Linked DNA regions of Homo sapiens: region 1 is linked to region 2. A link is an interaction called in ENCODE POLR2A ChIA-PET data of the cell type or tissue named here. Cell type or tissue: OCI-LY7. All regions are shown on one strand. Each heading gives the region's core, and the rest is flanking DNA. Links, peaks and the distances in the headings are about the cores only. Region 1 overlaps TBCCD1 (TBCC domain containing 1). Region 2 holds the start of RFC4 (replication factor C subunit 4).

What was found. ChIA-PET counts read pairs that join two places held together with the same protein. Peaks named below come from ENCODE experiments on the same cell type or tissue, not always from the same donor. Only the 100,000 strongest peaks of a DNase experiment are listed, where the experiment ranks them.
Region 1: POLR2A ChIA-PET joins it to region 2 with 10 read pairs; 6 of 35 experiments call an interaction of 5 or more read pairs at or near these places.

What each region holds. Positions count from the first base shown.
Region 1 is chr3:186,547,462-186,563,872 of GRCh38, forward strand. It overlaps TBCCD1 (TBCC domain containing 1), which reads right to left. Exons shown (of 8, transcript NM_018138.5): 3 at 10,956-11,111; 4 at 8,948-9,314; 5 at 7,437-7,623; 6 at 6,793-7,290; 7 at 3,668-3,818. The coding sequence ends at 3,689. Among named protein-coding and RNA genes, the nearest start is that of CRYGS, 11 kb to the left of the region's middle. RefSeq lists an enhancer at 4,750-5,949 and a silencer at 5,239-5,533. In OCI-LY7, for the core only: no CTCF peak of the experiment used is centred there; no DNase peak of the experiment used is centred there.
Region 2 is chr3:186,798,302-186,811,007 of GRCh38, forward strand. It overlaps RFC4 (replication factor C subunit 4), which reads right to left and starts at 8,181. Exons shown (of 11, transcript NM_002916.5): 1 at 7,989-8,181; 2 at 6,282-6,423; 3 at 2,816-2,894. The coding sequence starts at 6,412. LINC02043 (long intergenic non-protein coding RNA 2043) reads right to left here. Exons shown (of 4, transcript NR_125409.1): 4 at 12,579-12,706. RefSeq lists enhancers at 7,737-8,348, 8,349-8,960. In OCI-LY7, for the core only: no CTCF peak of the experiment used is centred there; DNase peaks (open chromatin) are centred at 8,210 and 9,210; H3K4me3 peaks cover 3,082 bases; H3K27ac peaks cover 2,297 bases.

The sequences.
Region 1 (16,411 bases), core at 921-8,920, 250 kb before region 2:
CCCAGGCTGGTCTCAAACTCCTGGCCTCAAGTGATCCTCTCACCTCAGCCTCCCAAAGTGCTGGGATTAGAGACATAGGCCACTGCGCTCAGCCAAATTGCTAATTCTTAATTCTCAGCATTTATTAATAAATATTGCTAAATTCTTTTTTTTTTTTTTTTTTAAGACGGAGTCTCGCTCTGTCGCCCAGGCTGGAGTGCAGTGGGGTGCTCTCGGCTCACTGCAAGCTTCGCCTCCAAGGTTCACGCCATTCTCCTGCCTCAGCCTCCTGAGTAGCTGGGACTACAGGCACCTGCCACCACGCCCGGCTAATTTTTTGTATTTTTTAGTAGAGACAGGGTTTCACTGTATTAGCCAGGATGGTCTTGATCTCCTGACCTCGTGATCCACCCGTCTCGGCCTCCCGAAGTGCTGGGATTACAGGCATGCTAAATTCTTTAAAAAAAAATACACCCTTAAGAAATGTAAATATTTAAAGCAAAAAATACACTTTTACAGCTTTGGAAAACTGCAATTCCTTTAAAAGTTAAATATATTCCTCACAATTCCGCTTCTAGGTATATATCCATGAGAAATAAAAACAAATGTCTACACAAAAACTTGTACACAAATGTACACAGCAGCATTACTCACAACAGCTGAAAAGTAGACACAAGCCAAATGTCCATCAACTGATCAACAGATAAACAAAATGGTAGATCCACACGATGGAATATTATCTGGCCATGAAAAAGAATGCAGTACTGATACATGGCTACATGGATGAATCTTGAAAACACTACACTAACTGAAAGAACCCAGACACAAGAAGCCACATGTTATATGATTCCATTTACATAAAATGTCCAAAATGGACAAAGTAGATTAGTGGTGCCAAGGACTAAGGGGAAGAGGAAATGTAGGGGTTGGAGGAATAAGGAGTGGCCTACAATGTGTACGAGCTTTATTTTGAAGGTGATGAAAATGTTCTAGATTTTTTAGTGGTGATAGTTGCACAAACTTCTGAATATACTTAAAAGCTACTGAATTCTTTACTTTAAAAAGGTGAATTTACTTCCCATAATGTTATGTGGTAATATTTTATCTCAATAAAATTTTTAAGAAGTTTTCTCCCACCCTAGACACCCAATCTCATTCCTCAAAGACAAACACTGTTTATAATTTCTTTATATTCTTTCAAAGATTGTTAGGCATATAATTAGCATATAAATACACTGCATTTGGGGTGTTTCTAGTCCACAGTTTTTTTAAACAATGCCACATCAAACATCTTCAGTTACAAAATTTCGGTTAGCTAAGAGGAATACATTGAAGAGATCTAATGTACAACATGGTGACTGTTGTTAATAACAATACTGTGTGATCTTGAAAAAAACAAAGAGAGTAGATTTTAAGTGTTCTCACTGCAAAAATGACAACTATGTGAGGTTCTAATGTTAACTAGCTTGATTTGGCCATTCCACATGCATATATATTTCAAAACATCATGCTGGAAATGATAAATATATACAATTCATCTGTCAATTTAAAAATTAAATAAATAGGCCAGAAGCAGTCGCTCATGCCTGTAATCCCAGCACTTTGGGAGGCCAAGGTGGGCAGATCACCTGAGGTCAGGAGTTCAAGACCAGCCTGGGCCATCATGGTGAAACCTCGTCTCTACTAAAAATACAAAAATTAGCCGGGTGCGGTGGCCGGTTCCTGTAATCTCAGCTACTCAGGAGGCTGAGACAGGAGAATCACTTGAACCTGGGAAGTGACGGTTGCAGTGAGCCGAGACCGCACCACTGCACTCCAGTTTGGGGGACAGAGTGAGACTCCATCTCAAAAATAAATAAATAAATTAATTAATTAATTAATTGATCCCTACATACATGAGTTTATCTGTAAGATAAATTCTATTAATAATAAGTGAAACTGCTAAATCAGGGCAGGTGCAGTAGCTCATGCCTGTAATCCCAGCACTTTGGGAGGCCGAGGCAGGAGGAACGCTTTAAGCCAGGAGTTTAAGACCAGCCTGGACAACAAAGTGAGACCCTGTCTCTAAAGAAAAATAAAAAGATCAATTGGGTGTGATAGCATGCACCTGCAGTCCCAGCTGAGACAGGATTGCTTGAGCGCAGGAGTTGGAGGCTGCAGTGAGCTATGATTGTGCCACTGCACTTTAGCCTGTAAGAGAATTAGACCTCATCTCTAGAAAAAGAAAAAAGAAATCGCTGAGTCAGAGAAAATTTGTATTTTTAATTTTGATTTTGTCAAACTGCCCCCCACAGAGGTTACATATACACTTTCCTAGTGGTAAACGAAATGTTTTGCCAGTATTGTGTACTACCAGCTTTTGCTCTTTGCCAGTCTAATAAAAAATAGTATTTTACATTTCTTTAATTTTAAGTAAGCATTTTTGTGTCTCTAAGTATTTTTCTGTGAACTATCTATTATTGTCCTTTGTCTGTTTTCTATTGCTAGCATTTAAAAATACTTTAGGCCAGTTCCGGTGGCTCACGTCTGTAATCCCAACACTTTGGGAAGCCGAGGTGGGCGATGTTCAGGAGTTTAGGAGTTCAAGATCAGCCCAGCCAACATGGTGAAACTAAGTCTCTACTAAACATACAAAAATTAGCTGGGCACGGTGGTGCGTGCCTGTAATCTCAGCTACTTGGTAGGCTGAGGCAGGAGAATTGCTTGAACCGGGGGAGCGGAGCTTGCAGTGAACTGAGATTGTGCCACTGCAACTCCAGCCTAGGTGACAGAGGGAGACTCTGCCTCAAAAAAAAAAAAAAAAAAAACTTTAAACTAACACAGTATACTAATCTCTATTAAAAAAGAATACCATACGTTTGGGGCTGGGCGCAGTGGTTTATGCCTGTACTCCCATCACTTTGGGAAGCCAAGGCAAGTGGATCACCTGAGGTCAGGAGTTTTGAGACCAGCCTGGCCAACATGGTGAAACCCAGCCTCTACTACAAATACAAAAATTAGCCAGCTGTGGTGGTGCATGCCTGTTTTCCCAGCTACTCCGGAGACTGAGGTGCGAGAATCACTTGAACCCAGGAGGCGGAAGCTGCAGTGAGCTGAGATGGCGCCACTGCACTCCAGCCTGGGCGAGAGACAGAGACTCAGTCTCAAAAAAAAAAAAAAGAATACCATATGTCTGGATTAAATTTACTTCCAGTAAATTTGTTTGTATGCATATTCTCTTCTATTTAATCCATGATCTTCTAGTGTTCAGTAATCAAATCTTCATTTGGATTAATTCTGGTAATTTATTACTGCTAATATGTGTAATTAGCAAAGATCAGCTAATTTGTAAATTGGTTTTTGTGAGGGGAATGGATAAGAGGAAAGGTTTAGAAAAGGAGAATAAAACTTAGAACTATGTATGGGGGAATGTGGTATCTTTGGACAGTACAACTTGTCCCAGGCAAAAAGCAAAATAAGACAAAATTTGGCCATTATATTGGCCCCAAATTCTATAGGCTCCATCTGAATATTTTGGTTGGTTTTCTCACTATAAAATATGGTAAATATGGGTACATAAAGGTCCGTGTATGCTGGTAGGAGCGGTAGAAAAAATTTGGGCATGTTTAGTATATAATATTCTGTGCCTTTTTTTTATGCTTGAAAGATTTCCCCAAAAGAATCTGTTTTAAGTGGTATAAATGCCTACCAGTGTCTGCATGTAAGATCCTTATCCAGCTGCTTGTTTGGAGCCTGCTGCAGGGGGTACAAGGCTGTCCAGCTGTTGGCGATGTCCTGTATTAATCAACCATTCATAAAACTTGTTCTCTACCAGTACCTGGAACTGCTTCCTTTGATCCCTAAAATTGCGATTATGAGTAAAAAGAATATAAGAACATGAATTCATATAAATTGTACTCTAAGCAATTATACAATATTTTAATAGGATAATGTTAAATGATTAATTATTTCTTGTTATCCTTTTGTTCTCACTGTTCAGAGTACACTGGACACCCCCACCCCACAAAGGATTGATCAGATACAATGTCCTCTTTCTACTTTTTCATTGTCAGATATTTACCAAGGACCAAGTGAACACTGGGTACTGTTCTGACTGATGGGGATAAATGTATAGAGAAGAGACAAGGCCCCTGTTGAAGCAGGATGACACTTCACGACTCCAGAGGGCACCATTCACATTGTGATCTGTGTAATCCATGCTCCTGAAGACTATATATTCTAGTAGGAAAGATAGGTAAAAATAAAATAAATAGGCCGGGCATGGTGACTAACGCCTGTAATCCCAGCACTTTGGGAGGCCAACGCGGGTGGATCGCTTGAGGCCAGGAGTTCAAGACCAGCCTGGCTAACATGGTGAAACCCTGTCTCTACAAAAAATATAAAAATTAGCCAGGCATGGTAGCACATGTTTGTTAAGTCCCAGCTACTCGGGAGGCTGAGGCAGGAAAATCGCTTGAACCCAGGAGGTGGAGGCTGCAGTAAGCTAAGATCACACCACTGCACTCCAGCCTGGGCAACAAAGCGAGATGCTGTCTCAAAATAAATACAGTACAATACAATACAATACAATAAAAATATAATATAAAGTTAAGTAGTTCTAGGTGCCATGGAGAAAAATAGAGCAGGGTGAAGGAATAGCAATTCTGGAAATGTTATTTCAGAGAAAGAATGGAGAGAGATGGCCTCCCTAAGATAATATTTGAGCTTAGGTCTAAATGAAATGATGGAATAAGCAGAATGAGTATTTGGAGAGGAATATACCAGGCAGAAGAGACCAAAAAAGTACAAAGGTTCCAAAGTGAGAGCGTATTTCACATGTTCATGATAAGAAAGAGAAGAGTAGCTCCTGACAGCCAGGAGCTAGCCTAGCACTGTCAGCTAGGCCTTGGTGTAGGATCTGGACTTGCTATTGTATTCTTTTGTTGAACATAAACAATACCTTAAACCACCACCATTAGACAAAGCCACTCTGGGATGATGATAGACCAAAGAAAGAACAAGATCACTCCGTAATCGTATCTCAGTTCAGAAACCCCCACACCAACCTCCAAAAAAATGTTGTGACCCAAACCATAAAATCACTAAACATTCCTTTCCTGGAGGAGTGGCTACTTCTTTACAATTATAGTTTTAGCTCTTCCTTCCTTCCTCCTGCCTTAGATATAAAAGTTATTAAACTGTCAAATCACACATTACTCTCACTTCCAGATAGTCCTGCTTCCTAGAACTCTCCCCCAAATCATTAACACAAGCCAAAATCCAACGATAAGTTCCTTTTAACACCTGTTTACTGAGTTGAAACACAGTTTTCCATGTTCCCCAACCTTTTACTGAGATGAAACACACTTCTCTCCCTCCTTGCCATGAGTCAACACAATCCACCTTTGTTCTATAGATGTGTTCCTGGTGGTCTTTGGTCAGAGGGCAGTGATTAAGTAATAGTAAGATGACTGCTGTATGCCGGGAAGGAGGAAATGAGGAAAAGAACGGCAGAAATTGAGGAAGAGAGAGCCTGGTAAGTATGGTAAAGGCTTTGGATTTTATTTGAAGTATGATGGGAGGCCATTAGAGGGGTCAGAGCAGGGAAATGACATGATGTAATCACTGTTAAAAGGGTCACACTGGCAATTTGTTTCAAACTGATTTCTGTCTTCCTATATTCCCAAAGTTAAACTGACTACTTTCATTGTTTCTGGGATCACTGTGGATCTCACCACTTGAAAACACTGACTCAGAGTCAGCATTTATTAAGTGCTTACATCCCACAGTCTGCACATGTATATGCAGGAGCTTTTCACATGTAAGAGAATCTAAGCACTTCATCGTTTCTTGGCCTTTTGGCTGAGATCAAGTGTAGAGAATCTAACCATTTAAATACTAGAACCATTCAAACAACAGAACTGCTTTAAAAGAATGTTTTTTCATGATCATCCATTTTTACAACACATTATTATAATGTTATTATTGTACAGTATGATATGGTATGACAATATTTGAAAGAAAACAATGAAGACATTAGAGGCATTTAAGAACCTCTGGTTACTGAGAAGTCAGAACAGAGAAAAAAAAAGAACCTCTGGAACCAGGTTGATTAGGTGTGAATCCTGGCTCCTGTGTGACTTTGGGTAAAGTACTTAATTCCTCAGTTCTTCGGTTTCCTCACCTGTAATAAGGTGTTATTACAAAGAATAAATGAGTTAGCACATAGAAGGTGCCTAGAATGGTATTGGATTATGTGGCATACTCTATGTATGATTTTTTAAATTCATGTAAGTCTTATATTTGCCAACTAAACTTTAGCTTCTTAAGAAAAGGGAGTCTAATACTGGATATTTACCCACTCCCATCCCCAACCTAACAGTGTTTGAAATACTAATTTGAAATCCAAACCTTAATTTAAAAACACATTACTTTTTTTTTTTTTGAGACACAGTTTCACTCTTGTTGCCCAGGCCGGAGTGCAATGGCACGATCTTGGCTCACTGCAACCTCCGCCTCCTGGGTTCAAGCAATTCTCCTGCCTCAGCCTCCCACGTAGATGGAATTACAGGCACACGCCACCACACCCAGCTAATTTTTGTATTTTTAGTAGAGACGGGGTTTCACCATGTTGGCTAGGCTGGTCTCAAACTCCTGACCTCAGGTGATCCACCCACCTCGGCCTCCCAAAGTGCTGGGATTATAGGCGTGAGCCACCGCGCCCAGCCTTACATTTTTTATTACTTTAGCACAGCTGTAAAAATGTGCAGACTAATTTGTTTCTCCATGGAGTTTCACAAAAAACACAAACTGTTACTTGTAAAAAATACTCACTTTGTCAAATGAGCCTCCTTCACAGTTTTCTGCCAGATCTGTATCTTCTGTTCTCTTTGACCCAGTGCTTTCTGATATACAGATGGAAGACCCCCGGGTATCTCTGTTGTGTCCCCTTCCATTTCAAAGGGAATAATAAATACATAGAATTCACAAGGTGGTAAAAGCTGGAAGACTCTTGTGTCGCTGTTCTCTCTGCACACAACCATTGGATTATCCCAATAGTTAGGCACTGTAGCAAGGCCAGTCCTGGCCATATGGTCCTCTAGCATTGGGTAATGTGTATGAAAAGGGGCAAAAGTTACTGTCTGGTTCCCAGAGAGAATAAGTGGGCGTGTAGGCGTAAGAACGTGAAAGATGCAACCTGTTGTAGAAGAGATGGACAAACGATGGCAAACAGCAATGACTTTAACATTGTCACAACTGTGGAGGTGAAGTGTAGTCCCTACAGGGCCCAAGACAAAGATGCTATTCCTGCACTTCTCAATTGTCACAGATCTGAAAAAAGGAAAAAATGAGGTAAAGTCCTCTGAATAAGATTTTAAAAATTTGACTAAAATATTATTATCTGATGGCAAAAAAAGAATCAGTCACAGTCCAAAGAAAATGTCAGAACATCAGAACACCATGAAAACTGTGCTTACCGTAAGGGAGAGAGCAGATATATAAAAGATTCGTTGCAACGATGAATCTTTACATGTGCCCCCGCCAGAGTGTCTGAGCTCTTAGCCAGTGTCTGCTTGTAAACCTGGCTCATCACTACCAGTCGGTGCATCCTAGGGGCCACATGAGTATTACAAGCAATCTTAGCTCTTTTGGTGGTCCCTTCAACTATTTAAGAAAACATATAAATAGATGAGGCAGTATCAAATCAAAGAAAAACAAACAAACATATGAGGTTACACGTCTACATGTATATATGTCTCAAATTAGATACCACATGTAGGGACAAAAACGTTAGATCTGGGCTTTGGATAGAGGTATTTGCTATACTATTCTCTATTCCTTTCTGTATGTTTGGAATTTTCATTTTTGTTATAAAAAAAATTTTAAAACCTATAATGAATTTAAGATTGCCTATAAGTCTAAGATACTTTTTCGTGTCTACGCTTCAAGTTAAGGTCTATGCCTAAGGTCATATGGCTAGTAAGTGGCAAAGCTGTCCTAACTCAAATATCTTCTCCTCCAAGATGCTTTACTTTATCATCCCAAACGTAATTCACCTCTCTAAATTACCATAATATTAATTCTGTACCCTTCCTAACTTACCACATTATCCCATTAATCCTATTTGAGTTCATGCCTTTTTTTCTTCTTTTTTGTGAGACGGAGTCTCACTCTGTCACTCAGGCTGGAGTGCAGTGGTGCAATCTCAGTTCACTGTAACCTCCACCTCCCAGGTTCAAGAGATTCTCCTGCCTCAGCGTCCTGAGGAGCTGAGATTACCAGTGCATGCCACCACGCCTGGCTAATTTTTGTATTTTTAGTAGAGCTGAGGTTTCTCCATGTTGGCCAGGCTGGTCTCGAACTCCTCACCTTCCGCCAACCTCAGCCTCCCAAATTGCTGGGATTACAGGTGTGAGCCACCGCACCCAGCCTGAGTTCATGTCTTTACTCCTAAGATCATTACTACCTGAGAGCACATCTTCCTATCCCACACAGTGTGTTGCACAAACTGACACTCAAAAAATACGCGCAGGTTCTCCTAACACAGTCACACCGTTACGTGACTGCCTTCTCAGACTGTACCTCCCTGCAAGCCACCGGGACACCCTTGTAAACAACACCGCTGAAATACTGGGAGGTCACATGAGTATGCTATTATTCTTCTTCTTTTAAAACATTTCTTGTTTATTTTTATTACATACGTTTACTTTTATTACACATGTACCAGGTACATAATATATGGTTATTTAGAAAAATAACAGTAAAAGAAGATAAAAATAATTTGTAATCCTACTATCATTTTTAATATTTTAGTATAATCCTTGAGAGAAAAAGTCATGCACAAAAGACAGATGTTCCTTTTTCTCTTTTATAGGAGCAGTATTTTTTAGGTCTTCTAGAGAAGACACGAGATCACTAATATATTAGAAAACACTAGGTTCCTTAAGTTGTCATTCAATTTAATGTAGATTAAAATATTAAAAAATACCTTGATGAGCCCAAGCCAATTTCTTTCCAGACTTGAGGCAAGCTGATGTACCAAATGGATTCCCAGTCAAACAGGACCTCAACCAGGTTTCCAGTTTGTAGAAAGAGAAAGTCTTAGAGATCTTTGAGAAGCCACTATCTGCATGCAGTGGTTGCCACAGTGCAAGTTCATGAAGTGGATAGATCTTCCTGGCTCTACTTATTGTACCTTCAATAAGGAAGCTGAGCGCCACAACAGCTTCTCGAGACACTAGACTACTATGGGTTGAATGAAATGATGCAGTGAGTTGTTTTGGATCTAAAAGCAGCTCGAGGAGATCAGACAGATGATCATAGACAAAAGCTTGGTGACTGTAATCATTCCAGTTCTAAAAAAAAGTTAAAAGAAAGCACTCTTAATAAAGAGATTCCACAAGATCTAAAATTTCTATATTTTAATTATTTTGTATTTATACTCTGCCTCATCCCCCAAAAGGAATTAGGTAGTTATATAAACCTTATAAAGGTGATCCGCCCGGCTTGGCCTCAGAATTTCTAATCCCTTAGAATTCCAGTTCATTAACAAGCATGATGGCTATTCCAGTCCCAATGTCAAATGCGTTTTTAGTTCAAACACCTATCACCAATGCATAATTTCTTCCTGGGGGAACTGACTGGCCCAGGTCGTCACTTTAAATCTGGCCAATTTCAAATGTATAGCAATAAATGGGCTACTCAAGTGTCCACCCCGGTCCAATCAGTTACTCAGAGAGGTCGTGCTGTAGTATAAACCAAAGTCACCATTTATTGGTGCTTACTATGCAATAAGTCCCATGCTAATATATTACTGAAGTCTCATAGTCATTCAGAAACATGCATTATTATCCTCACTTACAGAAGGGAAGCCAAGGCCTAGAGAAGTTAACTGACTTGCCTAAAATCGTATGACTAAATGATAATAAATGATAGAGGCAGAAATGAATGGAGGCTACCTTGGCTCAAAACACCATCTCCTAACAGTGCCCATTCTGCAGGAACTACATGTGGAGAGAGAGGTAGTGACTGGTATCTCTCATACATCTGGGCTTGAACATTCTGAATTTAAGCTATAGCTAGGGCATCTATATAAAGCGGTAACTATAAAGCAAGAGCTCTGGGAAGGACACAAAGTTGGGAGTCACTGAGATATATGAAGTCGTAGGAATATAAAGAATTACATTGAATGAATAAGTTAAGAGAGAAGGGAAAATTGACCCAGACAGAATAGCTGCTTGTAAGGGCCAGGGGAGAGAAATTTATGAAAGAAAGTGAGAAGAGAGAGTTAGAAGCAAAACCAAGAGTAATAGCATCATGGAATATAAAGGAGGAGAGACTTATTAAAAAGGAGATTAGAAAAGTTCCAAATAGCAAAGAGATATTTTTTCTTAGCTTTAGAACATTTTTAAAGAGCTTGTACATGGCATTAATACTGAGGCCTACATTTTACTTAAAGTTTTTCAATATACTTACACAAGAACAAGTAAAAATATTTTGGTTTTCTTTACAAAAACAGAAAGAAAAAAGCAATAAGACATCCTCTAAAATTCACAATGTGAGGCAGTTAAATTTAGCTTCTGGGTTGTCACGTATGTAATTACTTAAACAACATGAGAAGATATTTTTATAATTTTTTTCAGTAGATTTCAAAAGATTTTGCAAGCACTCCATCTTCTTGATGCTCCTTAGTCACATAAGTTGATTCGCATTGATTGACATGTTGAAAACGGCAGTGCTAATTGAACATAGTGATGATCTGCCCACAAATCAGCAAGTGGTTTTCCTACCAGTGAAGGCACTGCAACCAGTTCTCTATTGTGATTAAGACTGTACACACTGATTTTGTTTTATAATTTAAAAAAAAAGTGAAAAACAAAACAAGCCATCAAATCACTGGCTTATGTAAGAAATCTCATCATAATTTTTAATGCAAGTGAACCATCTCCCACACAAATTGTCCCTTTTAGAGAATGAGATCAAGATATAAGGAGTACCTTATTATGACAATTAGATTTTTCAGTCAGGTCAGGAGACTGAGATTTGTTTCTGGGACTGGGCCACTCTTCGCCAATCAAAGATGTCCTTAGGGAGACCTTGTTCAACTGTTGAATGTATAAGAAGAGCAGAAACTGTAGCGTGTCCACTGAAAGCTGTCCAAGAAGAAAATAAAAGATGAATAGACGTTTTAAAACATCAACCACTAGTCTAACAACTAAGTAGACATAGTAAATTCACAAGTTGGCTGATCCTAAAAAAACCAACTTAGAAACATTGCCAGTTTTGATATGTATGTCTCTGGTACCCAGATGTAAGAGTTTCTTTTTCTTTTTTTTTTGAGACAGAGTTTCACTCTTGTCGCCCAGGCTGGAGTGCAATGATGCGATCTCAGCTCACTGCAACCTCCGCCTTCCTGGTTCAAGCGAGATTCTCCTGCCTCTGCCTCCTGAGTAGCTGGGATTACAAGCATGTGCCACCACGCCCAACTAATTTTTTTGTATTTTTAGTAGAGATAGGGTTTCACCATGTTGGCCAGGCTGGTCTTGAACTCCTGACCTCAGGTGATCTGCCCGCCTTGGCTTCCCAAAGTGCTGGGATTACAGGCGTGAACCCCTGTGCCTGGCCAAGAGTTCCTAAAACTAATTAAAGTGGAATAATTTACCTTCACAGAAAGCTGTATAACATCTATGGCTATAGAAATTATCTCTCAAAACTGATGAAAGGATGTAGTACATACTTTAAGTACATTATTTCAGAAGTTTAAACTTACAATTTAAAAAAAACCAACCTTAGTAATTTGAATAAATAAGTAGATGGAAGTAAGAAAGAAGAAAATTCAGTTAAGACAGAGGTCTAACTTAAGACTCACAAACCTGTCAAGAAAGTTTAGGATACCAGTGCAATACCTGAAATTGTATGTAATTTTTTGGTATATGTGCATTTTTCAAGGGAGTAGGCCTCAGGTTTTCAGCAAATTCTTAAAGGGGTGTTTCACTTAAAGACAAAAACACTGTTGGTCTGATAGATGTATAGTCATTTCTTATTCAAGGAAGGGTGTGGTTGAAGCTCACGACTTGAAGCCCCTGATTACCCTCATCTACCCACCCCCATACAGGAGAGGCAAAAAAGTAAAGTAATACATCTGGGTCTACAGCTATATTCACCCTGATTCCCAACCTGGCTAAAAACACTATCATCTGAGAAACTTAAAAGTACAGATTCTCAGGATCACCCAGACCTATTTAATCAACTAACAATGTGAAGCCCCATGAATTTGTATATTTTATAAATTTTTACTTTCTTAATTGAACTTCTGAGATAACTGTAGATTGAGATATAGTTGTGAGAATTCACACAGAAAGATCCCATGTACCCTTTACCCGCCTTGCCAAACTATAGGACAATATCACAATCAGGATATTGACACCGATACAGTCAAGATACGAGAACATTTCCATCAACAGAACAATCTCTCATGTTGCCCTTCTACAGCCATATGCACTTCTCTGTCCCACTCACCCCTTCTTAGGCCCTTAGCAACCACTTACTTGTTCTCCATCTCTATAATTTTATTATTTCAAGAACATTAGGTAAATAGAATCATATAGTATGTAACCTCTTGGGATTGGCTTTTTTCACTAAGTGTAATTCCCTGATTTTATATATACTTCCATTTTAAACAATTATTTGTTACATTATCATTATTTCTTCATGGAGACTATAGGATCCTTGCCTTTTCCATTTTTATACTCCTAGTAACTAGCAAAGCATCTGGTACATAAAAAGCACTCAAAAAATCTGGAACTTCCTGAAGGTTTTATTCATCTCTATATGCCCAGCATCCACTACTATACCGAGTACATAGTAGATAATAAATATTTGATTAATGAATAAATGTACTGCCCTTTCCCTCTTCATTGCTTGATAAACTTTTCAATTTCCAAAACGTTGTTTAGATATGACCCTATAAGGCAGAGACTGCTAGATGCTTACTACTTTTTTTCTTCTTCCTGGGTATGTAATTAGATGGCATTTCCCATCTTCCTTTGGAGTTAGATATGGCATAAATGAATTACAGCAACTGAATGTGAATGAATTTATCTTTATCACTTTCAAGCCTAATAATAAAACTCTCAAAAGAAATGAAAGCAAAAGGACTCTGAGGCCCCAGTGGGCATGGCTGTGGCAAATTGTATTATTATTTACTATTGCTCACTTTCAAATTCTCTAAGAGGCTTATACAGCCCTACCCATGGCCATGGGATTTTCCTTATCTCCTGAAAGGTGGTTTACCTTCCCATCTTCATGGGAATAATGCCTTAGCCAATGGAATAAAAGTAGTCTTAGTTTATGTCAAATCTGAGCAAAAGTTTTAAGAGGCATCATGAGTCCAGAAACAAACTCACACATATATGGTCAACTAATTTTCCACAAGGGTGTCAAGAATACAAAACGCAGAATAGTCTCTTCAATAAATGATGCTGAGAAAACTGGATCTACAAATGCAAAAGAATGAAATTGGGACCATAGCTTATACCATACACAATCAACTCAAAATGGAGGAAAGACTTAAATGTAAGGGGTGAAATGGTAAAACTCCTAGAGAAAAATAAGGAAAAAGCTCCTTGACATTGGTCTTGGTAATGATTGTTTGGATATGACACCAAAAGCACAGGCAACCAATGCAAAAATAAGTTGAATTATATCAAACTAAAAAGCTTCTGCACAACTAAGGAAACAATCAACAGAAGAAAAGGTAAACCATGTATCTGGTAAGGGGTTAATATCGAAAATATATAATGAACTCCTGCAGCTCAATAGCAAGAAAAACCAAATAACCTAATTAAAAAATGGACTATGGACCTGAATAGACATTTCTCCAATGAAGACATACAAATGGCCAACAGGTATACGAAAAGGTGCTCAACATCACTACTCATTAGAGAAATATAAAGCAAAACCACAATGAGATATCACCTCACACTTGTTAACAAAAGATTAACAAGTATTAGTAAGGATGTGAAGAAAAGGGAACCCTGGTACACTGTCAGTGAGAATGTAAACTGGTACAGCCATTATAAAAAATAGGGCCGGGCGCGGTGGCTCACGCCTGTAATCCCAGCACTTTGGGAGGCCGAGGCAGGCGGATCATGAGGTCAGGAGATTGAGACCATCCTGGCTAACATGGTGAACCCCATCTCTATTAAAAAATACACAAAACTAGCCGGGCATGGTGGTGGGTGCCTGTAGTCCCAGCTACTCAGGAGGCTGAGGCAGGAGAATGGTGTGAACCTGGGAGGTGGAGCTTGCAATGAGCTGAGATCGCGCCACCGCGCTCCAGCCTGGGCGACAGAGCGAGACTCCGTCTCAAAAAAAAAATAAATAAATAGTATAGTGGTTTCTCAAAAAATAAAAAAGAGAACTACCATACGATCTAGCAATCCCACTTCTGGGTATTTATCCAAAGGAATTGAAATCAGGATCCTGCAAATACCTGCACTCCCATGTTCATTGCAGCATTATTGATAATGGCCAAGATATGGAAGCAGCCTAAATGTCCACAGATGGATGACTAGATAAAGAAAACTTGGCATGCATATATAATGGAGTACCATTTGGCCTTAAAAAAGAAAGAAATCATGTTGGGTACAGTGGCTTATGCCTGTAATCCCAACACTTTGGGAGGCTGAGGTGGGAGGATCACTTGAGGCCAAGAGTTCAAGACCAGCCTGGGCAACACAGTGAGATCCTGACCTCTATGAAAAAAATACAAAAATTTGCCAGGCATGATAGCACACACCTGTAGTCCTAACCACTCAGGAGGCTGAGGTGGAAGGATTGCTTGTGCCCAGAAATTCCAGGCTATAGTGAGCTATGATTACATCCCTGTACTCCAGCTTGGGCAACAGAGTGAGATCCTGTCTCTTAAAAACAGAAAGAGAGAGAAATCCTGCCATTTTCAACAACATGGATGGACCTGGAGGACATTATGCTAAGTAAAACACGCCAGACACAGAAAGACAAAGCTATGTAATCTCACTTATATGTGGAATCTAAAATAGTCAAACTCATAAAAACAGACAGAAGGGTGACTGACAAGGGCTAGGAGGAGGGGGAAATGGGGAGGTTGATGGTCAAAGGCTACAAAGTTTCCGTTATGCAAGAAAATTAAGTTCTGAAGATCTACTCTACAGCATACCGCCTAGAGATAACAATTACATGTTGTATACTTAAAATTCTCTAAGACAGTAGATCTTATGTTAAGTGTTCTTAACAGATACACACACAAAATAACAAGCATAAAAGAGGAGGGGGAACCTATGGGGGGTGATGGGTATGTCTATGTCCTTGACGGTCATGATGGTTTCACAGCATATACTTATCCCCAAACTGATTGAGCTGTATACATAAAATAAGAATTTAAAAAGAGACATCATGAGTTTCCTCCATTCTGTTGATCTTCCCTTCTGTTATAAGAATGGGAATGATCTACACAGAAGCTATTTCTTTAGCCTGTGTCCCTAAATGGGGAAACACGGAGCCTGGACAAATGCCATAGCAAAAATGAAGCCCACATGTAAAATGGGCAAGAAATAAACCTTTTCCCCTGTAAGCCACTGGAATTTCATTTGTTTGTTCTTAATGAATGAAATCAGCTTTTAACAAAGCTGATTAACAGTGACTCCAAGTGATAGAAGCATGGATCCCTGGTCATCGCTTGGATGACAGCAGCCCAGAGATTTGTCCAACCAGGAGCAACTGTGTTAGATTGCTGCCTGAATGAGAAATAAACTGTTACTGTTCTAAGCCACTGAAATACTGGGTTGTCTATTACTATAATCAGCCTACTTGATTAATATACTTTCTCTGTGAAGTCTTTCCTTATCACTGAAATAAATCATTCTTTATTCAATTTCTGTACTTTGTGTATTCTTTTATTATACATATCACACTATTAAATAGCATCTTTTTTTAATACCAGCTTCCTCTACTAGTCCATAAGCTCCATGAGGGTTGAGATGCTATCCTAATCATCTTTGAATCCCATCATGTAGCAGATGTTCATTTTAAAATAGTCAGGTGCTCTGACTGTAACATATCAGTTGTTCATAACACTCATTCACCCCAAAATCTTTTTAAAGTCAGTAAAATATTTCCCTTTTTCAATAACAGGGTCTCTGTAACATTACTGCTTTGGGAGTAGGTGAGTAAGGTCTGGTAAGTAAGGACTAATTCATTGAATACATGAAATACTGCCAAACTGGAACTACTAAAACTCAAATGATAACTTGAGATTACAATGGCCATTAGCCTAAAACCTAAAATTTTACAGCTAATACAAAAATTAAGAATGGTTTATTGGGCCAGACATGGTGGCTCATGCCTGTAATCCTAACATTTTGGGAGGCCGAGGCAGGAAGACTGCTTGAAGCCGGGAGTTCAAGACCAGCCT
Region 2 (12,706 bases), core at 3,809-11,808:
CAGTCGACTGATCCGTGGTGAAAATTAATAAGTCAACTAAATTCTAATGAGCTCTGTTATGATACTGTGCAATCTTCAGTATGTCCTGTCACATAAGGAAATCAGTGTACACAGGAAACTAGGCATTAGAGTTTGTTTCCACTCTTGCCTAACCCTCCCTCTTCCTGTCCATTCATTCTTCACCTAAATCAGATACCACTCTGCTTGCTACTTAAAACTATTCCACTTAGAAAAACAAAAACAAACCAAAAAACCCTCAGCTTTTTACCATGGCCTAAAGGACTTCCATGATCTGCCTACCACCTCCTTCACCTTCCAGGCTCTAGCTTACAATGGCTTCTAACAGCTTGGCACTTTCTGGCCCGAACATATGTTGCTCCCATGACCTGGAGTCTGATCCTCTTCTTTCTGCCTGGCCAACTCCTAATGCATTACAAATCAGAAACCATTCAGTCTAAAGTAGGTCTCCTCTCCTATTCTCTCATTAGTGTTTGTTGCATTTTGCATTGGTTTATTGTTATTTCACTGTGGGGCTTAATTGTAAAATGCCTGTCTACTTCATTAAAAGACCAAGAACCTTATTTGTTCTATTCACATCTGTATTCTAGCATCTACTACAGTAGTCAATGTTGGCCAAATGAATGAATAAACCAATACATAGACAAATATGTTAATTAGAAGACTATTACTGTTACATTCATAACATATAGCTTACAGAACAAACTATGAGATTCATAACTTAAAAACCTCCCAGGCTTCTTAGTAATTAAGGTCTACAACTATTATTTTGATCTGTGCATCCCTTAACAATGTAACGATTCATCCAGGTTAACTATCAGATACAATAATTTAAATTCTTTGAAACAGGGTAAAATTATTAAACCTTAATTATACACTAGTCTAATATATGTAGTACATTCAAGAACTGTATGTGGAATACCAGTTCTTAAAATCAATTTCTGAAAAAATTATCTTCTTATAATTCTTTAAAACCTTTCAAAATAAATTGAATGAATTGTTTTCCTTTACTCTTTTGAATTAAAAAAACTATTTCACCTCTTTACAAAACTTAGTCTGAAAAGGTGCACAAAATATTAAACTGAAGTTCTTACTTCAGCCTCATAAATTACGTGGCATAAAGTCAAGAACTAGATCTTAGGCTGGGCATGATGGCTCATGCCTGTAATCCCAGCATTTTAGGTGGCCAAAGCGGGCAGGTCACTTGACATGGCTAAACACCATCTCTACTAAAAATACAAAAATGAGCTGTGTGTGGTGGTGCATGCCTGTAGTCCCAGCTACTTGGGAGGCTGAGGTGGGAGGATCACTTGAGCCTGGGAGGCGGAGGTTGCAGTGAGCTGGTATCACGCCACTGCACTCCAGCCTGCGTGACAGAGCAAGACTCTGTCTCAATTACAAAAAAAAACAAAAAAACAAAAGAACTGGATCTTAATCTCACTACATTTGCTGAAGATACTAGTAATTAAATTAGATATTGTCCTGCAATCTGTGTAATTACTATGCAACTGCAATTAAAATGGTATATACTGTTACCAAGATATGCAAGCAGAATATACCAAAAAATAAAATGCTATACTATTATAAAATTAAAAGGTATAAGAGTATTTGTGTTATTTATTTTTTATTACTTATTTATTTATTTATTTTTGAGACCAGAGTCTCACTCTGTCACCCAGGCTGGAGTACAGTGGCACAATCTTGGCTCACTGCAACCCCTCCGCCTCCCAGGTTCAAATGATTCTCCCGCTTTAGCCTCCTGAGTAGCTGGGACTACAGGTGTGTGCCACCACGCCTGGCTACTTTTTCTAATTTTTGGTAGAGATGGGGTTTCACCATGTTGGCCAGGCTGGTCTTGAACTCCTGACCTCAAGTGATCTTCCCATCTCAGCCTCCCGAAACGCTAGGATTACAGGCGTGAGCCACTGTGGCCGGCCAAAAAGGTATAAGAGTATGCGAGTCAAATCAAAACACATACTGGTAAAGAAAAAGATTCTAAATAGTTTTATAAATTTAACTTCTTTCAAAATGTGTACTGTAGTAATATAATTTCAGCAAGGGAATGATGGCAGCAAAACCCAAAAGAACTTCTAATTAAAAGCAGCCAGATTGAGAGGAAGGAAGCAAATCTTGAAACTAAAGCAAAAACCACATCCCACTTCAGCACTTTACTGAGCTGTTAAAGCACTTTGGGCATTCATCATAACACAACTTTAAGTTGCTAATTTTTCACATGGGTTTATCTTATCTCAGAATAATTTACAATGCAAGTTATCCATGGATACTTTATCCCCCAGATCACAGCAGAAGAGAGAGCTATAAGCAGAATTCAAAGCTCGATTTTTTTTTTGTATTATAGGTCAATCCAAATCCTAAAGTTAGTAAGCAATTATACTTTAGAGGAATCTCTGGCTCTTCTTTATAGCACATATTACTACCTATAATTATTTATTGGTTTACTTGTTTATTCTATCTTTCCTTACCAATAAAAACCCATGAAAAAAGGGGCATAGTTTGTCTTGTTCTATGTTTTATGTCTTGTTCTATGTCTATGTTTCATAGTTTGTCTTAATTACTATGACTTTTACTTGAATACTAGGTAACACTGCTATGTAAGATTAAATAGGAGATGCTCAATAAATATTTGAACTAATTATCATTGTACAAATAGTTATCAAGGACCTACTGTACACAGAGCAAGATATTTAACGAGGGCTAGAAGTTATAAAGGAAGAAAGAGGGTGAATAAATTAAGTCTTAAATATCCCAATGACATTAAACACCATTTGCAACTCACATCTGCTCCTTCTAAAGATTTTTTCAGCACTGCAACCACTTCTTCCTGGAAAGCAACTTCATCCACACATTTTGGGCGACTTGCGGGGTGAGAAGGAGGAAAGAGGTTATTTAGTATATTATAGTAGCCACAGAAAACTCTCAAGTGTTCCTTCTACTAAAATACCAATGACCATTCTTAAACATCAGCAATGAAATGAGAAACTTTTTCATAATCGGAAATAGGTGGAAACCCCACTTGTTTTTACCGTAACCAAACACATTCTGAAAGAGTGAAATAATGTTTTACTTCCTTTCTGCATTGCTCGAATCTGTTATACCCACAAAAATTAAAGAAAAAGGATTTTATTTTATATGCTACAAACACTAATTAGAAATTAAAGTGGGGGATTAAGACCATCCTGGCTAACACAGTGAAACCCCGTCTCTACTAAAAACACAAAAAATTAGCCAGGCGTGGTGGTGAGCGCCTGTAGTCCCAGCTACTTGGGAGGCTGAGGCAGGAGAACGGCACGAACCTGGGAGGCAGAGCTTGCAGTGAGCTGAGATCGCACCACTGCACTCCAGCCTGGGTGACAGAGGGAGACTCTGTCTCAAAAAAAAAAAAAAAAAAAAAGAAATTAAAGTGGGGCTGGGTGCGATGGCTCACACTAATCCCAACACTTAGGGAGGCTGAAGCAGGTGGATCACCTGAGGTCAGGAGTTCAAGACCAGCCTGACCAACACGGAGAAACACTGTCTCTACTAAAAATATAAAATTAGCCGGGCATGGTGGTGCATGCCTGTAATGCCAGCTACTCGGGAGGCTGAGGAAGGAGAAGCGCTTGAACCCTGGAGGCAGAGGTTGTGGTGAGCCGAGATCGTATCATTGCACTCCAACCTGGGTCACAAGAGCGAAACTTTATCTCAAAAAAAAAAAAAAAAAAAAAATTAAAGTGAACACCTGCTTAGAAAGCATTATTATTGGCCGGATGCGGTGGCTCACGCCTGTAATCCCAGCACTTTGGGAGGCAGATCACCTGAGATCAGGAGTTTGAGACCAGCCTGGTCAACATGGTGAAACCCCGTCTGTATTAAAAATACAAAAAAAATTAGGTGGGCGTGGTGGCACATGCCTGTAGTCCCATTTGAACCCAGGAGGCAGAAGTTGCAGTGAGCCAAGATCGCACCACTGCACTTCAGCCTGGGCGACAGAGCAAGACTCTGTCTCAAAAGAAAAAAAAAAAGCATTGTTCCACTTTGACAAAATAAGATCATGAATCTTAAGATGAAAAGGGAAAACCATTTAGTAACCTTAGTATAGGTAACTATTTTGGTTAATGTAGTTACATATATACTTAGTATGTGTTAACTGGTTAATGCCAATTTTTTCCATCATCTAACTGCATAAAAAAATGAAGACCTATTCAATTCATTGAGGGCTAACAAAAACAACAAGCTGAACCAATATGAAGTATCATATATAATTTTCATCTTACAACAGTGATTTTTAAGAGAAGCTAGAACAAAGTTACACTTCCAACTCTAAGCTTAGGCTTTGTGCTTAGTTAACTAATCAAAAGTTCTTTGATCCATACTTTTCGATAAATCAGGTTAACACTAGGTAGGAATTATGATTTTTTTTTTTAATGTCTTCTCTTGGGAATCCAGTATATGTTATAAAGCAGGGACTCATATTCAAATACCTGCAGAGATTAAGCAGATAACAAGAGTGAGGAAGGCAGAGTGTGATGCAAGATATAGTAGGGACCATGGCAAATTGAGGAACACACGACCTTTCCAAAAGGAGAAGCAGTACACAAGTCCATATAACTCCTGTCATGTGAGAACCTGCCCCCAGTGTTGCCTGATCTCCTGAGAAGCTGAAAATCCAGACCCTCCTCCACATAATTAAAAAAATCTAGATTTTCATGAGGTTTATTGGTGCCAAACAAAACATATAAGGGGCTGGGCGCAGTGACTCACGCCTGTAATCCCAGCACTTTGGGAGGCCAAGGCAGGCAGATCACCTGAGATCAGGAGTTGAAGACCAGCCTGGTCAACACGATGAAACCTTGTCTCTATTAAAAATACAAAAATTAGCTGAGTGTGGTGGGGCATGTCTGTAATCCCAGCTACTCGGGAGGCTGAGGCAGGAGAATCACTTGAACCTGGGAGGCAGAGGTTGCAGTGAGCTGACATTGCGCCACTGCACTCCAGCCTGGGTGACAAAGTGAGAATCTGTCCCAAAAAAACAAACAAACAAAAAGGCAAGCAAAAAACAAAAACACAAAAAACATATGAGGGCCTTACTCGGCCTATAAGTAATCTGTAAACATTGGTAATTACCGAGGCTACATTCAACCAATAGTTACAATTACTTGTGGTAATATCACTTAGATGACTGACAATTTTATTTATTTATTTGAGACAGAGTCTCGTTCTGTCACCCAGGCTGGAATGCAGTGGTGTGATCTCAGCTCACTGCAATTTCTGCCTCCCAGGTTCAAGTGATTCTCGTGCCTCAGCCTCCCAAGTAGCTGGGATTACAGGTGCCCGCCAACATGCCTGGCTAATTTTTTTTTTTTTTTTTTCCCAGTAAAGAGGGGGTTTCGACATGTTGGCCAGGCTGGTCTGGAACTCCTGGCCTCAAGTGATCCTCCCACCTTGGCCTCCCAAATTGCTGGGATTACATACAGGATTATAGGCATGAGCCACCATGCCAGGTGGTGACTGACAATTTAAATGCTAATTCAAGTGTTGTTTGGACAAAAATGTATGAGCTAACCAAAACTGAATTTCCAGGGCTGGGCGCGGTGGCTCATGCATGTAATCCCAGCACTTTGGGAAGCCAAGGCAGGTGGATCACTTGAGGTCAGGAGTTTGCGATCGACCTGACCAACATGGTGAAACCCCGTCTCTACTAAAAATACAAAAAATTAGCCAGGTGTGGTGGTGGGCACCTGTAATCCCTACTATTTGGGAGGCTGAGGCAGGATAATCACCTGAACCCAGGAGGTGGAGGTTGCAGTGAGTCGAGACCATGCCACTGCACGCCAGCCTGGGCAACAGAGTGAGACTCCGTCTCAAAAATAGTAATAATAATAATAATACTTTCCACCTATTGTAATGAGAAGAAGGAGGAACAGATTACATATTTGGATTTAAGTAGAACTCCTGACCTAGTATTTATAGCCAGTTTACAGAAACTTTTGTTTTCTTCACTTCTGTATCCCAGCCCCTAAAATGGAAGCCTCTGCTTGTAGAGATCTCAGTTTATCTACAAAATAAGGGAGTTAAACTAGATTATTCTCAGGTAACTTTAGTTCCAGGGTTCTATGACTTATATAAGTGGGTGATTTTTTTTCAAAGACAACTTCTAAACAGAACAAAGCATTCCTCCATAAGTTAAAAAAAAAAAAAAGTGATCAGTACTGGTTAGAGAGATAATTTATGAATTATTTTAACAAAGACACAAGTGTTCTTACTATTTTTCCACCCAGGGAACGGGTTTGGCTTTCTTGTTCTCTCCGCTACTTCCCGCACTGGCAGCTACTCCTCGATCCTTGGTCAGCGGGGGTTTAGTACTGATGGATGTACCTTTAAGAAATGCTTGCATGGTACTTCACCCTGGTCAGGTGCAAGACAGAAAAAAAAAGCTTTTATTGAAACTTTTATTGCGAATCAGCACCATAGGAAAGCGGGGGTGGTGGTGGGGAACCATTATGAGAAAGTACAGCCCGAAAATAAACTTAGCCTTGTGCAAAGATGTTACATAATAAAGGACATCACCCCATGACCTAGGACACTCTGAATGCACTGTACTGAGGGCTACAAGAACAGAAAAGTGGTCAAAGTCCCTAACGAACTTAGAATCTATTTCTAGTGCAGGAGTTATAGAACAAAGATCATATGTCACAAAAATGTTTAATGAGTTCCAAATGCATTGATAAATATGATGTTGCTAATGACCAAACCACATGGGCCTCCATGGTTTCTTTCACAGTCATGGGCCTAGCTCTAGCTCAGACCCTGAAATGGACTCTTCGGCAATTAAAGGTGCTCTGCTTGCACCACAAATGAGAACCTTCACTCCTTTCCTTGGGTCAGAACTCAAAGACCTTTTTTTGTTGTTGTTGTTTTTGAGACAGGGTCTCACTCTTTTGCCTAGGATGGAGTGCAGTGGCGGAATCATGGTTCACTGCAGCCTTGACATCCCAGGCTCCTGTCATCTTCCCACTTCAGCCTCCCCAGTAGCTAGGACTACAGGTGCGTGCCACCACCCCCGGCTAATTTTTTAAATTTTTGGTAGAGACAGGGTTTCACCATGTTGCCTAGGCTGGTCTGGAACTCCTGGGCTCAAGTAATCCTCCTGCCCCGGCCTCCCAAAGTGCTGGGATTACAGGTGTGAGCCATCTCGCCTGGCCAGGGACCTATTTTCATGGCAGAGTCAATGCTTACCTACCTTCAGAGACTTTCTGTGGGGAAGGGAAGGTGGGGGACTCTGTTGTTAAAATAGAAACAGCTGTTTTTCTCATAACACACTCACTTGAAGAAATCAAAACAATGCATAAAAGCATGAGAGATTTAAAAAAGTAATACAAAATCCCACCCAGAAGGTAACTATTTCTAACATGCAGGTAAACATTCTTCCAGGCTGTTTTCAGGGATAAAAAGCATCATTAGCTCGCCTGAAAAGTCCCCGGTTAATTCTATTTTTTTCACTGCTACATGCCCTGGTGCCTAGAACAGTGCCTGGTACATGGTAGATGCTCCGTAATATTTGGTGAATGAATTACCATCTATGATACCCGGTTTCCTTTTCTGTTAAAGGAGCTAAGGCCTATTCCACAGGACAACTGAGTTAAATAAAAGAATGTATGCAAATACATAGTTCCTTGCTTGGCATATGGGGATATGCTCAATAAAATAAATTTTTAATATCTGTTAGCAGCCAAGGTTTTTATAACGTTACTGGATTAGTCCATCCCTGCCTCGGGCTGTTAAACATTAATACAGCCCAAAGCCGGGGCCTGCAAGATGCTGTCCGGAACCACCATTTCACCAAAGGGCGCGGCCAGGGCATGAAAGGGCCACTAGGCTGGGGCCCCGAAGGAGGTGGAAGACCTCACAAGGGGCATCAAGGGCAGGAGTGGGGAAGGCGAAGCGGGCTTGCAGTTCCTCCAGCAGGTTACCAGTTAGCCTGGCTTCTCGTGCAGGTCACCGCCGCCGGCTCGTTCCTCAGGTTTCCGCGATACAAAAAGGACGAGATGGTCTCGAAGTCTTAGCTCCGTCACCTAATCTGAGAATAACGGGCCCAGGAGACTTACGATCACTGATGTCCCCACAGTCGCCTCAGTTCCCGCCACGGAACGGCGGGCGAAAAGCAGGGCGGGAATACGCCGGTAGGAATACGCGGGCACGTAACGCGTCACTTCCGGTGCTGGGGCGCGCTGCTTGCGGAGGGAGTTTGCCCGTATACGGTTTTATTTAGGCAGGTGATGAGCCAGCCGGACTTTCAGGCAGAACTGGACTGGAACAGGCATGGCCTAGGAGGTGTCCCTGTCCCGGTGCATTGCTCCCACTTCAGACGTGAGCGCGACCCTCCCGGAAGGAGTAGAGGTCGCGCGGGCACGGCGCTGGGGCTGCTTACCTGGCAGGCTCAGCAATGAGGGCGGGGCGGCGGCGCGCGGGCCTCTGGAACCCTGCCGGTCCACCGAAGGTCCCGAGCCCGCTATCTTCGTAGGTGCGGGCCTCCGGAGGTGCAGGTCCCTGTCCTCCTTGTCCTGCTTCGTCGCAGAGCAGAACGCGTGTGCTTTAAGGGCAGAGACATCTGAAGATGCTTTGCCTTGCCCTCTTGAGGACACGTGGCTTTTACTTCTAATAGTGTCTGCGTGTTGTGGAGAGAGAAGACCATGCAGCTGTGGACATCTATTATAATTCCTGAGCCCCACTTAGAAATCTGGAAGTGAAGGCGTTCAATAAAAGTTAAAGGACTGATAATCATGTTTAGCCCCACCAAGCTTCATGCACAGTGGGCTAGGCTGGTGCCTGAGCCCACTGCTTTTATCTCTTCCAAGTACTTGGTTTAGCTCTGAAATGCTCCTTAATCCTATTGAAACCTGACCCTTCTCAAAGGCCACCTTCTCTACTGGTCTTTACTAATTACTAACCCATAAGGTTGTTCCGGGTCTTCTTCAAATGACTGTTTTGTTTGGCACAAACTCAGCATGATATCCATTGTTAACTTTGTACGTTTTTTTCATTTATCTTGCAACAAATGCTTACAGAATGTCCACGCACTGTGTTAGATGCCTGCAGATACAGCAGGGAAAACGCTCGAGATGCCCTCAAGTAGCTTTACAGACTAGGAGAGTGACAGACAATGTGATGTGTGGTTATGCAGAGGAAGTAGGGGGCTGTGAGAACTTACATCCCAGGCCTAACCCAATCAAGGGTTTAACCAAAGTAAGGATGCTTTATGCTACTTTGTAATTTCCACAGAGTCTGATACAATCTCTGGACAGTATAAAAAACACACAGGTTATCTATCTGGTCACCGGTTTACATTACCATAACTTATCAAACTGTATACTTAATGCTTGTATATTTTATTGTATGTAAATTATACCACAATACAGTTGATAAAACAAGATCTATGAAAATAGATGGTATCCATTTGCTACCTGAAGGAACAGCACAACCACAGAGAGGGGGATGTTATGATCTCATTTAACAGACAAGTTGGGCTGGGCACGGTGGCTCATGCCTGTAATCACAGCACTTTGGGAGGCCGAGGTGGGCGGATCACCTGAGGTCGGGAGTTCAAGACCAGCCTGGCCAACATGGTTAAACTCCATCTCTACAAAAATACAAAAATTAGCCAGGTATGATGGCAGGTGCCTGTAATCCCACCTACTTGGGAGGCTGAGGCAGGAGAATCGCTTGAACACGGTAGGTGGAGGTTGCAGTGAGCTGAGATCACGCCATTGCATTCCAGCCTGGTGACAGAGCGAGACTCCGTCTCAAAAACAAACAAACAAAAAAACAGACAAGCTGATGGATAAGTGGTCTTTGTCCATTTTGGCTGCTATGTTTATAAGCCATAGATTGGGTGGCTTATAAACATCATAAATTTATTTCTCACAGTTTTAGTGGCTGGGAAGTCCAAGATCAAGGCACCATAAGATTCAGTGGCTGGTGAGGGTTCACTCCCTCATTGACAGCTGTCTTACTGCTGTAACCTCACTTGGTGGAAAGGGCTAACTAGTTTTCTCCAGCCATCTCCTTTATGAAGGCATTTCTCCCATTCATGAGGGTTCCACTCTATTGAACCAGTCACCTCCCAAAGGCCCCACCTCCTGATACCATCACCTTGGGAGTTATAATTTCAATAACTATAATTTGGGGGTGTGGGGACAAACATTCAGACTACAACAAAGGTTAATAGCAAGTAAGTGGCAAAGCCATAATCCACATCTTGGACTGACTCCAGACTCAAAGCTTGTGATCAGTCACTGGGCAGGTTCAGGGCTGGCATAGAGGTGCCTTAATGTTAAATAGAAAAGAGAGACCTGAGTGGTATCTTGTTTTGGCAATTGATTTTAAAAAAATGCCACCTTTCTGCAGGTACATTCAGCCCTTGGTGGGATGAAAAACTTGGTGATAAGAGATTGGGCTGGATTTCTATCTCCACTTGCCCCTCAGCTGACTACTCCGTTATTGTACACAATTATAGGCAGCATCCTAATCCAGGTAGTTGAAGAACTTGTGTGCACACCAAGCATTGTCTCTCTCACCAGAACAAGAAATGTCCTTATATAAATACTTATCTTTTTTTGTGTCATACATATGTGGGTGTTCACATGATTAAACCAGTTTAACAAGTTTATAATAGCTTTTATTATTTATTGTAATGGGCATTCATTCAGTTACTACTATGATACTATTATGTGGAGATTTGTAAAGTTTTTTTGTTTTGTTTTATTTCTGTTTTTTCTTTTTTGAGACGGAGTCTCACTCTGTCACCCAGGCTGGAGTGCAATGGCTCAATCTTGGCTCACTGCAACCTCCGCTTCCCAGGTTCAAGTGATTCTCCTGCCTCAGCCTCCCAAGTAGCTGGGACTACAGGTGTGCACCACTGCACCCAGCTAATTTTTGTATTTTTTTTTTTAGAGATGGGGTTTCACCATGTTTGCCAGGCTGGTCTCGAACTCCTGACCTCGTGATTGCCCACCTCGGCATCCACCCACCTTGGCCTCCCAAAGTGCTGGGATTACAGGTGTGAGCCACCGTGCCTGGACCCTGTGAAGTTTTTTAATCTTAAAAGAGGGCTTTCAAAAGTTGAGTACAGCTTTATTTAGTGCGTTGCCCTTTGAAACAGATGATACAAAACTGTACCTGCATGATGTGTGTGTGTGTGTGTGTGTGTGTGTGTGTGTGTGTATATATATATATAGAGAGAGAGAGAGAGAGAGAAAGAGAGAGAGAGAGAGCACGAGATCTCCCTATGTTTAGTCTTGAACTCCTTGGCTCAAGGGATCCTCCCACCTCAGCCTCCCAAAGTGCTGGGAATACAGGTGTTAGCCACTGCCTCTGGCCCTGGATTATGTTTTTTTTTAAATTTTTTGAGACACAGTCTCACCCTGTTGCTTAGGCTGGAGTGCGGTGGCACTAACTCAGGTCACTGCAACCTCCACCTTTTGGATTCAAGTGATTCTCGTGCCTCAGCCACTTGATTACAGACACATGCTGCCAAACGTGGCTAACTTTTGTATTTTTAGTGGAGACAGGGTTTTACCACGTTGTTCAGGCTGGTCTCAAACTCCTGACCTCAAGTGATTCTCCCGCCTCAGCCTCCTAAAGTGCTGGGATTACAGGCGTGAGCCACTGTGCCTGGCCTGGATGATATTTTATAAGGTCACTAGGAAAGGAAAAGACTTGGGTAGCAAATGAAAAAAGAGAGCTGTCAGGAGTGGAAAAGATCAGATAGTGGATGATAGTGTCATTTTGAAATCAGAAAATGCAGGCTGAGTGCAGTAGTTCATGCCTATAACCCTAGCACTTTGATAGGCCAAGGTGAGAAGATCACTTGAGCCCAGGAGTTTGAGACCAGTCTGGGCAACACAGCTGAGACCCCATCTCTAGAAAAATAACAAATAAATAGAAAAAAAAATCAGAAAATGCAGGTGTAGTGGATGCTCTGGTATGCTACCTTTCAGGACTGAGATACTCACTCCCCCAGCTGCTGGGAGGGTTGCTGGCCAACTCTTGAATGAGTCCCTGTCCAGCAACTGTCTTCAGCCAACAAAACCACTTTATCAAAAATTGCATTCCTTTTGTGGAGGCAGCCCACCTCCAAGGGCTAGTCTAGGAGGATGCTACAGTTTGGATGTGGTTTGTTCCCGCCCAAACTCATGTTGAAGTTTAATTGCCAGTGTGGAGGTGGGGCCTAGTGTGAGGTGTTTGGCTCACTGGGGTGGATCCCTCATGAATAGACTGGTGTCATTCTCAAGATAGTGAGTGAGTTCTTGTTCCTGGGAGATTGTATTCGTTCTTATGGAAATGGATTAGCTCCTGAGAGAGCAAGTTGTTATGAAGTGGGTCAGCCTCCTTGGTCCCCTCACTCAGCACGTGCCTGCTCACCTTTCTGCTTCTCCTCCATGTCATAAGGCAGCATGAGGCCCTCACCAGAAGCTGAACAGCCTGGCGCCATGCTCTTGGACTTTGCAGCTACCAGAATTGTGAGCTAAAGAAATCTCTTTTCTTTTTTTTCTTTTTTTTTTCATTTTTTATTGATCATTCTTGGGTGTTTCTCGCAGAGGGGGATTTGGCAGGGTCATAGGACAATAGTGGAGGGAAGGTCAGCAGATAAACAAGTGAACAAAGGTCTCTGGTTTTCCTAGGCAGAGGA